3 separate regions of the Homo sapiens genome follow, and all the other regions are linked to region 2. Evidence: chromatin contacts called from ENCODE Hi-C or POLR2A ChIA-PET data. All regions are on one chromosome and are shown on one strand. The core of a region is the stretch at or near the end of the contact, and the rest is flanking DNA. Distances in the headings are between cores, read along the strand shown. Region 1 has its middle 30 kb from the start of PTGER4. Region 2 overlaps FYB1 (FYN binding protein 1). Region 3 has its middle 170 kb from the start of LINC00604.

What was found. A loop is a pair of places that touch in the nucleus more often than their neighbours do. ChIA-PET counts read pairs that join two places held with the same protein, here RNA polymerase II (POLR2A). Pooled maps may share reads with other maps.
Region 1: a loop to region 2 is called in a map of naive thymus-derived CD4-positive, alpha-beta T cell, with 4 times the contacts of the local background. The contact joins two enhancer-like sites. A Hi-C loop is called at or near these places in 1 of 168 maps with a recorded cell type or tissue (naive thymus-derived CD4-positive, alpha-beta T cell). POLR2A ChIA-PET finds 5 or more read pairs at or near these places in 2 of 52 experiments (activated CD4-positive, alpha-beta T cell and activated CD8-positive, alpha-beta T cell).
Region 3: a pooled map shows a loop between it and region 2 (4-fold over the local background). The contact joins two enhancer-like sites. A Hi-C loop is called at or near these places in 1 of 168 maps with a recorded cell type or tissue (naive thymus-derived CD4-positive, alpha-beta T cell) and 7 of 50 pooled maps. POLR2A ChIA-PET finds 5 or more read pairs at or near these places in 2 of 52 experiments (T-cell and naive thymus-derived CD8-positive, alpha-beta T cell).

The regions. Positions count from the first base shown.
Region 1 is chr5:40,647,349-40,651,545 of GRCh38, forward strand. No RefSeq gene overlaps it. Among named protein-coding and RNA genes, the nearest start is that of PTGER4, 30 kb to the right of the region's middle. Within about 2 kb of position 2,348, at least 3 of the 41 ENCODE cell types and tissues checked have a DNase peak (open chromatin) inside an H3K27ac peak, as active enhancers do.
Region 2 is chr5:39,175,636-39,179,949 of GRCh38, forward strand. The region is part of intron 2 of FYB1 (FYN binding protein 1); the gene reads right to left. Among named protein-coding and RNA genes, the nearest start is that of FYB1, 42 kb to the right of the region's middle. RefSeq lists enhancers at 1,246-1,305, 1,336-1,415. Within about 2 kb of position 1,581, at least 4 of the 41 ENCODE cell types and tissues checked have a DNase peak (open chromatin) inside an H3K27ac peak, as active enhancers do.
Region 3 is chr5:40,408,368-40,412,161 of GRCh38, forward strand. No RefSeq gene overlaps it. Among named protein-coding and RNA genes, the nearest start is that of LINC00604, 170 kb to the left of the region's middle. Within about 2 kb of position 2,049, at least 13 of the 41 ENCODE cell types and tissues checked have a DNase peak (open chromatin) inside an H3K27ac peak, as active enhancers do.

The DNA of each region.
Region 1 (4,197 bases), core at 1,098-3,597, 1.5 Mb after region 2:
CCTCTACTAAAAATACAAAAATTAGCCAGGCGCGGTGGCATGTGCCTGTAATCCAGCTACTCAGGAGGTGGAGGCAGGAGAATCACTTGAACCTGGAGGCGGAGGTTGCAGTGAGCCAAGATTTTGCCACTACACTCCAGCCTGGGCGACAGAGCAAGACTCCATCTCAAAAAAAAAAAAGAATGTAGTAATTACAGCTAATATTTATTGAGTGCTCACTAACTATGTACAGGCATTATTGAGTGCTTTACACATATTAATTCACTTAATCCCTACCACAACCCTGTGAGTTAGGTTCTATTAATAATACTGCCTCCATTTTACTGATGGGGAACCCAAGGTACAGAAAGGCTGACTTGCCACATATACATGTATATCTCCATGTTAATTCCAACTAAAATAATCACTTTGGGTCATGGAATCTCAAAGTAGTAAGACATTTTAAAGGTATCCTATTTTAGTCCTCCACCAAAAACTTGAACATGAAGTCTTCCACCTTCCCTTGGGATATCTCTTCAGGGAGAAGAAGCTCACAGAAGAAATCTCTTTAGAACCAGCTCTGACTTCTAGAAACTTCTTCCTTCTTGATTGAGCTGAACTCATTTCGCCTGTAACTTTCACTTACGCATGCGGTGTTTGGTCTGTACTCTGGCCCTAGTGGAGCTAATCCCCCCATTCACAAGACAGCTTTTGGATGTTTGTGGAAGACTCTCACATTATCATTGAGACTTCTCTTTAACATATACTGAAAATAATTTTCTCCTAAAAATAAACCAGATCATGTCACTCTTTATTTGAAATCTCTGTTGACTTTGACTCCTGTTTGCCTGTAAGATAATGCCTAAATTCCTTTGCATGGCATGCATATGCCATGGCTCAAACCCAATCGGGGTATATTTCTCACTTATATTAAATCCAGAATAGGTGGGCCTCATCAGCAGGCACCTATGGTCCAACAGTTGATTCAGGAACTCAGGTCTGTTCAACTTGTGGCTTTGCTGTCCTCAACAAGTGGCTCTAAGGTTGACATACATAGTTTCAGTGAGATGGAGTTTAGTTTATAGGAGATTTTTATGGGCCAGATTGAGAATGGTGTAGATTACTTCTGCACACATTGCAATTGTGAGAACTCAATCACATGGTCTCACCTAACTGCAAGGGAGGCTGGGAAATGTGTGTGCTGAGGAAGAGGAGGAAATAGCTTGAGGAGCAGCTAACCACTTTCTAGTGAGGCCTTAACTTTTCTGCTCTAAGTTTCATCATTTACACTTAAACAACTATACTCAAGTCCAACTCAACTTCCTATTATTCCAAAGCACATCAGCTTCTCACTTTGCCTTGTGCATGTTGTTTGCTACATGTAAATTCCTTTCTTTGTTCTGTGAAATTCTATTCATGCTTCAAGCTTCAGTTCAAATATCACTCCCACTCTGCCCCACCTCTCATTTCCCTGACTAGTGGTATTATTTTTCTGCCTCCAGTGTGTACCTACAAAACTTTACACATTCGTGCATTTTAAATTTTATATATTTATATGATATACTAATATATAAAACCCCCATTGTATCATACTATTTTGTTTAACTTCATTATCTTTAAAACGCTTTAATTTATTTTGCATCTCCATGGGCCTTTAATTTCTCTACTTAGACTACTGCAAAGCCTGCATACTGATCTTTCTTCCTGATCATTTTGCAATCCTCCACACAGATCCCAAAGTAATTGATCTGAAATAATATAAATCTTGCTGTGGTACCTAGCTACTACTGAAAACCTTCTAACATGCATGGCATAGGGCAGCTAATCTTAAAACTCAGGGACCCCTGAGTCCCTCCTCCAGAGAGTTTAATTCAGTAAGTCTATAGTAGGGTCCAAGAAACTGCAGTTTTAATAAGTACCCAAATGATTTGAATATAGGAGGTGGGTAGGCCACATCTTGAGAAATATTGGATTACAGGATAAAATCCAAAAGTCCTGGCATGCCATTAGTTCTGTTAATACCAAACTATGTGTATTTCTCTGTATGAATGCCACAGTTTGAGTCCATTTTACTTCTGCATATGCTCTTCCTATATCTAGATTGCTCTTCTCTGAGTAGTCTTCCTAGTGCATTTCTATTCGTGCTTGAAAATGCTGCTTAGGTATCATCTCTCTTGGAACATTCCCATAGCAAAATGAATCTCTTCCTTCATATAATTTCTGTGCCTTGTAAATAGTTATATTTTTAAATATATCATATTGTCAGAGACTCCATCAGCCTGAAGTGAAAGAGAGTAACAAAATAAGAGGCCTTTCTACCCTAAAACTTCGAAAAGCAGGAAGTAAGCTGCAACACACTACTCAGCTGCAAATACACGCCACCTTTCATGAAAATGCAGTAATGGCTCAGAGGCTGAAAATAAGGGTAGAAGGTGGAGCCAAGAACCATGGAGAATTATTCTCGAGGCTTGACTCCTAATCAAGAATTTCCAACTTCAGATTCCCTAGTGGGAAAGCCCTGAACATAGCTGGCAAGTGAGACTGATGCTGGTAGCCCTGCAGTGGCTACAAATTGGTTTTGACATGAATAGATGCTGACTCTGCAGTAGGCTTTGCTTGCCCAGTGAAAGATGAAAATTCTCACTGTGCCATTAAAACACACACACAGAGAACAGAAGATACTGCAAGGATTTGGATAGCCACTTCCTTTACCCAGGCCAGGGAACACACTGTGCCACCCATAATGTCCAACAACAAGCAGAGAGAATCCTCCTTAGGGTAATAGTTTGATAGAGAAATAGAATAGGCCACTGAAACATTGTTTGTCTAAAACAGAGGGAGATGAAAGCATGAAGGGCTGGCTTACACACCTTCACAAGTGTGTGCTCACACTTACATGAGTGGTACTAAAGAAGTGTCCCTACTAGATCTTTCTCTGTTTTTCTGGTTGATCTAGGAAAGAGCGGGCAGGGAGGATGTTGGTATGGCTATGCAATTCTTGCTAAGGGAAAAATAAACTGATATAGTAACTATGATTTTTTTTCTTTCTTCCCCAACTTACCTCAAAAAAATTTTTTTCTCCCTTATTTGATGCAGTGATCTCAGGGCCAAGACTACAACTCTAAGTACTGGAAGCAGAGAGGATTTCTAAGAAACAAACTGTCACTGTGTTTTTAAACTTAGAATTCCTGAAGCTCTGATGGAGGCAGATTGCACCTTCACCTCATCTGGCAAAACTGGGGTTAAGAATAGATACAGCTCTATTGTCTGGTGATAAAAATGGTTCATTAGTTTGAAACCTATGTAACACTATTCTGTGTGAATGGAATGGACTGAAGGGGAGGCACTTGCTAGACTAGTATTGCTACCAGCAACCTCAACCACCACAGTGGCCGAACCTAACATCCCTTCCAAAGGTGAAAAGATTTGGACAAAAATAAATGACAAATGAAGAAAAGAATGAATAATAGTTAAGGGTAAAGAAATGAATAAATGGGTTATAAATTAAGGGAAATTCAATATTACATTAATAACTCTTAAGAGTCCCAGAACAAAAGATGACATTGTCTCCTAGCTCAATTATTCCACATGCCTGAAAGGCTGAAGCTGTATGTTTGCAATGATCCCTTCTCCTTTTGGAGCCTGACAAGATTGAAAGGAAGCCTACAAACCTGAATGGCCTCATACTGGGAGACATTCATACAATATGATGGGCTGGACTAATTATTAATGGCTGTGTGTATTTTTTTGATGTAAAGAATCTATGGTCAAAAACCAGAGGGTGGCCTGTGATGTTATTTTATACACACACACACATACACTTTTATGGATGAAAACATATACATATGAAACATATGTACATATGAAAATATATGTTTTCAGGAGGAGGTCAGAGAGATTCTGTTACATGAGGCCTCCCGCTGAAACATATATATATGTTTTCATCCATGGTTCCCGGCTAATAACTCTCAGAGCCCTTGTTACCGTCTTTTGTTATAATGTTGGGAGTGTCAGGCCTCAGAGGCAGGCCTCATGAAACAGAATCTCTCTGACCTCCTCCTGCCCTCTTTTCACCTGACTGAAGTGCAGGACTCTACACTTCCACACCCTCCCCTCTCTCACTGTGGGTCTTAAGACCCTCTCCAGAGAGGGTCCTGCTCTATACCCTGGAGGAAGGAATGCTGAGGTTATGAAACTTCCTAAAAACCCAAGAGGAAG
Region 2 (4,314 bases), core at 331-2,830:
ATTTTAAACTGCAGGCTCCTAACTACCCAGTATTCTTCCTGGCCACTCCTTAAAGAATGCTGGGCAGAAAGGAATCTCAGAACTCATTGGCTGGTGCCTCCAAATGGGGGTAGGCAGTACCAGCTTTCAAGGAAGTGTTTGGAATTGAGTGCTGGTGTTGGGGGAAGGGGTTGCTTTTGGTCATTACAATAGTGAATAACCTAGTGAATGCTACTGGCTTCTTAGGGGCTCAAGGTCAGGGAGTCTAAAATTCCTATGATAGGAGAATTCTAATGGATAAGGAATAGTGTGTCCCAGACATCAGTGACATTCAAGAATATGGAATCACTCATTTTATAGCTGAGATCCAGAAGGATTATGTGCTCCAGGGGCCGGTACAGAGCACAGATCAGCTCTCCTCAAATACAGCCTCCCTTCTACGGGAACTCATTCTAGTGCCCCACAGTGGCCTCTTCATATTTGTTGTCTTGTGTTCAGAGAATCCCAAGTCATTTTTTTTCTGTTTTTTTTTTTTTTTTTTTTTTTTTTTTTTAAAGACAGAGTCTCACTCTGTCGCCCAGACTGGAGTGCAATGGCGCGATCTTGGCTTACTGCAACCCCCACCTCCTGGGTTCAAGTGATTCTCCTGCCTCAGCCTCCCGAGTAGCTGGGATTACAGGTGCGCACCACCAGGCCCAGCTCATTTTTGCATTTTTAGTAGATACAGGGTTTCACCAGTTGGCCAGGCTGGTCTCGAACTCCTGACCCCAGGTGATTCACTCGCTTCGGCCTTCCAAAGTGCTGAGATTACAGGCATGAGCCACCATGCCAGGCCCCAAGTCATTTTTATATTTGCTTAAGAACAACATGTTTAGAAAGGCACACTGCTGCTATTACAATCATTAACAAAAGATAATCTATACTTTGAAATAAAACAATGAAACATTTAACAACCTGCAACTTTGGATGATCATATGATTGGTCTTCATTTCTTGATTATTCTGACTGGTGTTTCTTTAAAAGTGCCAATCTTTAAAAAGATAAATGCTGTTTGTCTCTCAAAACAGTCATAAATTGTGGGAAAGGAAACAAAGACGAAAACATTAGTTTTTCAGAAATGAGGCTTTTTGTTAAAAGTAAAATAAAAATAGCAACACAACTTCCTGATTTTCTGAGTGAAGTTATTTCATGTGCTAGTTATTTGGTGTGGCTCCTCAAGCCCATTTTAATTGAGATGGTGTAGGCAGCTAAAAGAAATGCACTGGTAAAACCACAACTAGGTTTCATCTTGATAGGCAGGAGCAAAAACAGAAAGGAAAGAGGCCAGCCTAATTTCCAGAGACTGGGGGGTTACAATTTCAATTAGGCATCATGGGTGTGTGGGAGGAAGGCAGTTATCCTCATTCTCCTGTATGTTGTTTCTGACTTTGAAAGATGTAGACTATCTCAGGAACTTTTGTCCTGGCAACAGTAGAATATAACTTTTTGATGGCTTTCATTATTTCCAGGCATTGGTAGCTCACACTTATTTCAGTACCATCCTGAATTTAGTAACATCATGCAGTGGCCCCACAGGCTGGAGGCTAGACACCTATCTTGTTTCCTGAGGGCTGTGGCTAACCTCCAAAGTTTATTGTTTCTGTTGCTGCCTTCTTACTATTGTGCGCCTGCTACCTAGAGAGGACTCTATTTCCTTGGGGTAACTAACAAACCAAAGAAGTCCGTAACCTACCTGTTCCTTTAAATTCACAGAGCTATAGAGCTAGAAGGTATCTCAGGGGTGGTCTAATTCAACCTTCACATTTTGCAAAATGAGAAGGTGGTCAAAGAAGTTATTTGTCCCAGGTCTCCCAAAGCTGACAGAGTTGGGCCCAGGACTGAATCTCTTGACATTAAACCTAACCACATTGCTCAATGTAATAACTGCAGGCTGATTAAGTTCTCTACAACGTATTGTGCTCAAACTACTGATTGTCATAGAATCATTTAGAATGCAAAACTATTTTTTCCCACAGTGAGTTTTACAAAATTTGCCATTGTTTTACTTCAAACTTTTGAGCCTCAACATTTTATATATGAAATGGCACCAACAAAATCTGTAACTCTCTTCATTTTCTTTTTCACGTCCTGGAGATTGCATGTGTACGTGTGTATGCTTTGTGAGATAAGGTGTCTTGCAGCTCTGGCTTTGAACAACAAAGTTGCTGAAGCTGTTAGAAGCTGCAAGAATACCCACTTCCTACTTTACTGGTGACATATTTTTGCAAAGCTGTTCTCACTCCGCTTCCCCATCTCAAGCAAATTAAGATTTAGAACAATGACTTTAAGTTCCCTTTTATGCTACTTCTGCTCTTGTACAGTAAAATAGCTTTCCTGCAAACACAAAATATTTTCCACCAGTGAACTAAAATTGTAAGTATTATCTGTTACCTGCATTGACCTCATGCAGCATTTCCCCCAAAGTTAATTCCTGTGAACATTGGTCCTACTTAGATATTTTGGGAGAAAGAACAAAAAGGTTCTGTGGTCAAATATGATTTGGAAATTGCTGTGAATTATACTTTTCCTTTGATATTCATAGTGTTCATTACTGTCTCAAAGACTTTATAATAAGAGAACTAATTTAACTTTGCTTAACCCAAGATTTTCTGAATGTATTTGAATCATTTTTCCTCTGCAACATTCATGTGTGAACATCCTGCAGAAGGCTTAGTAGATGAGTCATGATGAGATTACAGTAGCGTTTATTGAGTGTGTACTGTATGCCCTACAGTTTTACAAGCACTTTAGTGGGATGATGCCTCTGTCAGGCTCAAATATCATAGAACAAATTCAGACTCTATAGTCGTCAAAATGCCCGTGGTTTAATTTTGGCTGTCCTTCCTATGAATTACATAACATTGTATAAATCACTTAATCTCTGAGCCTCTGAATCTTCACTGTAATATGGGAGAATAAAGACAGACTATGAGGTAATGTGGAGAGAGACGAAAATAAAGTTACTGGTAAAATATCCAAATAAAGTGGAAAAACATGGGCAACATTGAGGTTTTTTTTAACTGCAACAAGATTCAAAAAAATGCATAAGTCCTCCCATTATGTTTCTGATGACAACTGAGGTGAATTTAAAAAATCTTTAAAGAAATATCACCTGGGAAATTAACATTGTGTGTACTAGACAGCTTCCCCCCAACATCTTTTAACACATTGCAATAGTTTTCTGATAGGTACCGGATAATTTTCTTATAATCTTAGGAAATCCTTTATGTTAGGAAACGTATCATCTTGTCAAGCACATAGAAAACTGGCTGAGTTTGAAAATCTTCTATCTAGCCCTGGCTTTCCGCGGGCTGGGGCACAGAAGAGTCCATACGTAGTTTTGCATGTAAATGTCGGCTTGTTTGTTCCCACACTAGCTAACAAGAGTCCTTTTAAGTCCATGATAATAACAGATAATATTTTTAGAGTGCTTCCTGTGTGCTAGGCACTGCTTTGAGAGCTCTACTTATGAAAATATCCATTTAATCTCTCAAAAACCATATACGGTAGGCAGCGCTATTGTTCTCATTTGTAGATGAGGAAACATGCAAATTGTTAACTTGCCCAAAGTCTGGCAACTATGGAGGGACAGAGCTCGGATTCAAACCCAGACAGCCTGGTCCCAAAGCTTGCTAACATGACCACTGTGCACTCCTCCAGACATGGCAGTGGAACAGCAGGATGGGTCTGGGTTCCAGTGTGGGAACAAGAAAATGGGTAGAGTAAGAAAAAAAATAATGAGACAATCTTTTCCATTTTCAGGAGTCAGGGAACAAGTACATACAGTTTATCTTTTCAGTAACTTTTTACTTCACACCTCTCCATTTCTCCCACGGATGCTCTGAGTTACAGGAAAGTCCACTTTGCTCCATTTCCAAGCTTTTCTTCTTTTTTCTTTTTTTTTTTTTTTGAGACAGAGTGTTGCTCAGTTGCCCAGGCTGGAGTGCAGTGGTGCGATCTCAACTCACTGCAACCTCTGCCTCCTGAGTTCAAGCGATTCTCCTGCCTCAGCCTCCCAAGTACCAATGTCTACCAGGCTGGTCTCAAACTCCTGACCTCAGGTGATCCTCCCACCTTGGCCTCCCAAAGTGTTGAGATTACAGGCATGAGTGACCACGCCCAGCCCTGCACTTAAAGCTTTTACTTCTCTCCAGGGGCCTGCACATGCAAGTCTATTCACCCCTACCTCCTCTCCTCAACCTATATCCTCTTCCCTCACTTGCCTGGTTTATGCCTACTCTGTCTTTGGGGCTCAGCTTAGGCATCAGTTCCAGTAGGAAGTCTTCCCTATCTAAC
Region 3 (3,794 bases), core at 799-3,298, 1.2 Mb after region 2:
CTTGCTTGTAACTGCTTTGATGCATGCAGTGTGGCCGAAATGACACTCTGCCCTCTGGGCGTTAACTCTAAGAGAACTGGCAGTCTCCACCTTGGTCTCTGGGAGCTTTGAGCCGCCACAGCTCTGACTGCCTTGCTCAAGAGATCATACGGAGAGGCCCTGAGACTATATGGAGAAGGGGCCAGCTGAGCCCCCTTTCCCACCATCCCCATCAAGGCAGCAGGCACAGAACCCTCCAGAGCAGCCTGGGCACCGGCTGAATACTTCTCCAGTAATGCCAGTGAAACCGTGTGGAGCAGAAGAATCCCCAGCTAAGCCCTGCCTGAATTCCTAATCCACAAAAGTATGTCATATAAATAAATAATTTATTAAAATGGTTATTATTTTAAATCACTGGGTTTGGGGTAACTTGCATGCAGTAATAGATAACCAGTACACAGCCTCTGAGTAGAGTACATAATTTTTAGAATAAAATCTCCAATTGTGGAAAGTGTGATAAATTCCAAATTTTTGTGGTCAGTTAAAAAGAAGATTACATTCTAGGTGTGTATGTTCCACAACATGTATACAGAGAAGAGAAAAGCTAAGGAGAAAAGACATGAATCTCTTGCCTGCTGGCAAAGCTTCCCCAAACAGATATTCTTCCAAAGGCTGCATAGAAGCTGGATCATTGTAAATCTCTCCAACAAATATCTACTGAGTAACTGCTACAAGTACATCACTGTGTTAACCACTAAGGTTTTAATAATGATAAAAATATAATTTCTGCCCTGGGAAATTTTTCTCTCTTGTGTACCATTAGCAAATTAATATGTAAATTTTAAAATTGGTTTAAATCAGAGGTTGACAAACTTTTTCTGTAAAGAGCCAGAGAGTGAATGTTTCAGCTTTGTAGGCCAACTCTGCCAGTGTAGTGCAAAAACAACATTTTAGACAATACATAAACAAATGAAAGCAATGGAATCCCAATAAAACTTTATTTGTGGATGCCAAAATTGGAATTTCACATGATTTTCATGTGTCTTGAAATATTATTCTTCTTTTAATTGTTTTCAACAATTTGAAAATATAAAATTGGTCTTTAATACACAGGCTGTACAAGAGGCAGTGGGCTGAATTTGATCCTCAGGTATAGTTTGCCAACCTCTTTTTAAAATTCTTATCAGATGGGCCTAAAGCAGGTAGAACTTGCAAAAAGTTAAAGAGCATTATCAGACGAATTTAATGTTCTGGATTGTCATGGATACAAATAACCTGCCTTCTATTTCCAGTATTCTCCATGCATAAGGAAGGGCATGAACTTATAGCCTGCAAGAGCAGCTTAGAGTTTTACCAGGGAGGAGCTCTGGGAAGCATCAAGACCCCAGAGGAGGGGAGGACTCAGCCCAAGGAAGGAGAGAAGGAACCATAGAGATGAGTGGGAGGGCACGTCTGCAAAGGCAGCCGGATGTTGTGCAAACATTCAGCAAGAAGCACTCAAAGAGCGAAAGTGGGACTTCATGGAGAAAGAACAGTGTGACAATATTTTTTAAAAATTTTCCCCCTTTGTAAATTCCTAGTGCCTTCGAGTAAAGCTGTTCATGGAGCATATTTAAGACATCTAGAGCCAAGTAAATTGGAAGCACAGAAATGAATACAGAAGAAAATTTAGGACATCCTTTTTATTGAAAGGAGTTCATCAGGTTGCCACCTACCCTTCCTTTAAATTTTGCTATTCCACTTTATGCTGAAATAAGCTCATTTTGGCAAAAGACTTGCTAAAGACTTGATGCTTTGTATATTAATGTTTTGTATTTGCTTTGTTTTTATATAAAGAGCCTTCAAAAACTATTGTAAAAATTAAAAATATATGCAATAGATCTCCACAGTAACAGTGCACAAACATGCACCCTGCCCCACACCATCCGCCAAGTACGATTATATGATTGCTTAAATGAGCTAACTCAGAAGAAAAAGGAAGTCTGAGACACACACATTTCTACGCTTTGTATTCAGAGATGATGTGTCTCCTGGTGTATATTCCCCCTGCATCCTTCTCATGCTTTCAACGTCATGAAGGTATAAAAGTGTACTCCCTATCACCAGGGTAGCAGCCGTGACCTACATTTTCTTCATGTTCTGATGCTGTTTGTGGCTTCCTCTTCCCTTCAGGCAGCGCATGATGTCTTTGTTCAAAGCACTCTTTCCAATAGCTGATGACTTAGTGTCAGGCAAGTCCACAGCTGTTTCAATCATTCTGTCCACACAGACACCAAACAACAGGAATTAGGTATGCATGGAAACCAACCTAAGATAAGAGTAGTCTGCTCTGGGGAAAAAATAGAAAGTCATTTCACGATATACAGGCAACATTTTGTGTGATTTATTTGACATCAACTGGATGACTAATCGCTGTGGATTTCTTTTCACTCAGATCACATGATTCTTCTCTAGGGTCTCAATCAACTATTTCCATTTTGCTTAACGTAAAAAAATCAGAAGCCTCCAACAGTCAACAGTACCATTTTTAAAGTAAATTTTGTACACCTCCCCCACTCCCCAATCATGCCCTTTTTAATTACTGCTTTCGCTCTCATTAAAAGAATATAAGTTTAAAATTTCGAATGTGGATGTCAAGTTTTGCTGTTATCTTTAGTGTTGTTTTCTATATGAATGAGCCTAGCTTTCACACTATGGACACAGCCTGTTTAGACAAGAGCAGTGCTTATGTAATCATAGCTTCCCAAACCACAGCAACAGCACAAATTTGGCAGCTAGAAGGAAGGAAGTGAGGGTGGGGAAGGGAAAAGGAAAGAAAGGGAGTTTCTGTTTCAATCAAAGATATATTTGGCTCATATTTCCACCTCTTTTAACTGAGATTCCAACTCTACAGGAGGTCCTCTCCACTCATCCCTCCATGCCTGACCTGAGGAGCAGCTTGGCTTTTCCCTCGCTAAGGGAAAAACCTTTAGTACCTTCCTTCTCTACAAACATTAGAAACAGCTTAATCAAGTTGTCCTCAGGCAACAAGGATACTTCAGGCTTTCCAGGTATGACACAGCCTCTTCCCCTCCTATCTGCTAGCCAGCTAACAGCTCTTCCACTACTAGTGCTCTGCCAGTGTGCGTGACTGCCAAAGGCATCTCACTGGCCAAGTGGAAGGAAGCTTTCCTTCCAAGTCAAACATCCAGTCTTCAATGAATAAGCCCTATGTGCTGAAACATGCCTCTTTTCCCCAGTCACCTTACTCTTTAGGAAACTGTGGTAGGCAAGTAAAGACTCCCCAAAATACTTATATTCATATCCTACTCCCTGGAACCTATGAATATGTTGGGTTACATGGAAAAAGGGAACCAAGATGGAATTGAGGTTTCTAATAAGCTGACTTTAGAATAGAGAGATCATCCTCCATTATCTGAGTGGGCACAACATAATCACAAGGGTTCTTAAAAGTGGAAGAGAAAGACAGAAGAGAAGATCAAAGTGATACCATGTGAACAGAACTCAACCAGCCATTGCTGGCTTTGAAGATGGAGAAAGGGGACCATGAGGAAAGGAATGTGGGCAGCCTCTAAAAGTTGGAAAAAGCAAAGAAGAGGATTCTCCCCTAGAGCTTCCAGAAATGTACACAGCCCTGCTGATGCTTTGAGTTTAGCCCAGTAAGACCTGTATCAGACTTCCTACCTGCAGAACTGTAAGACTATAAATTTGTGTTGCTTTAGCTACTAAGTTTGTGGTAATTGTTATAGTAGCAATTAAAAACTAATACAAAAACCATTGGTTCAAGGCAAGTCCATACTGCTTGGGAAGCCACC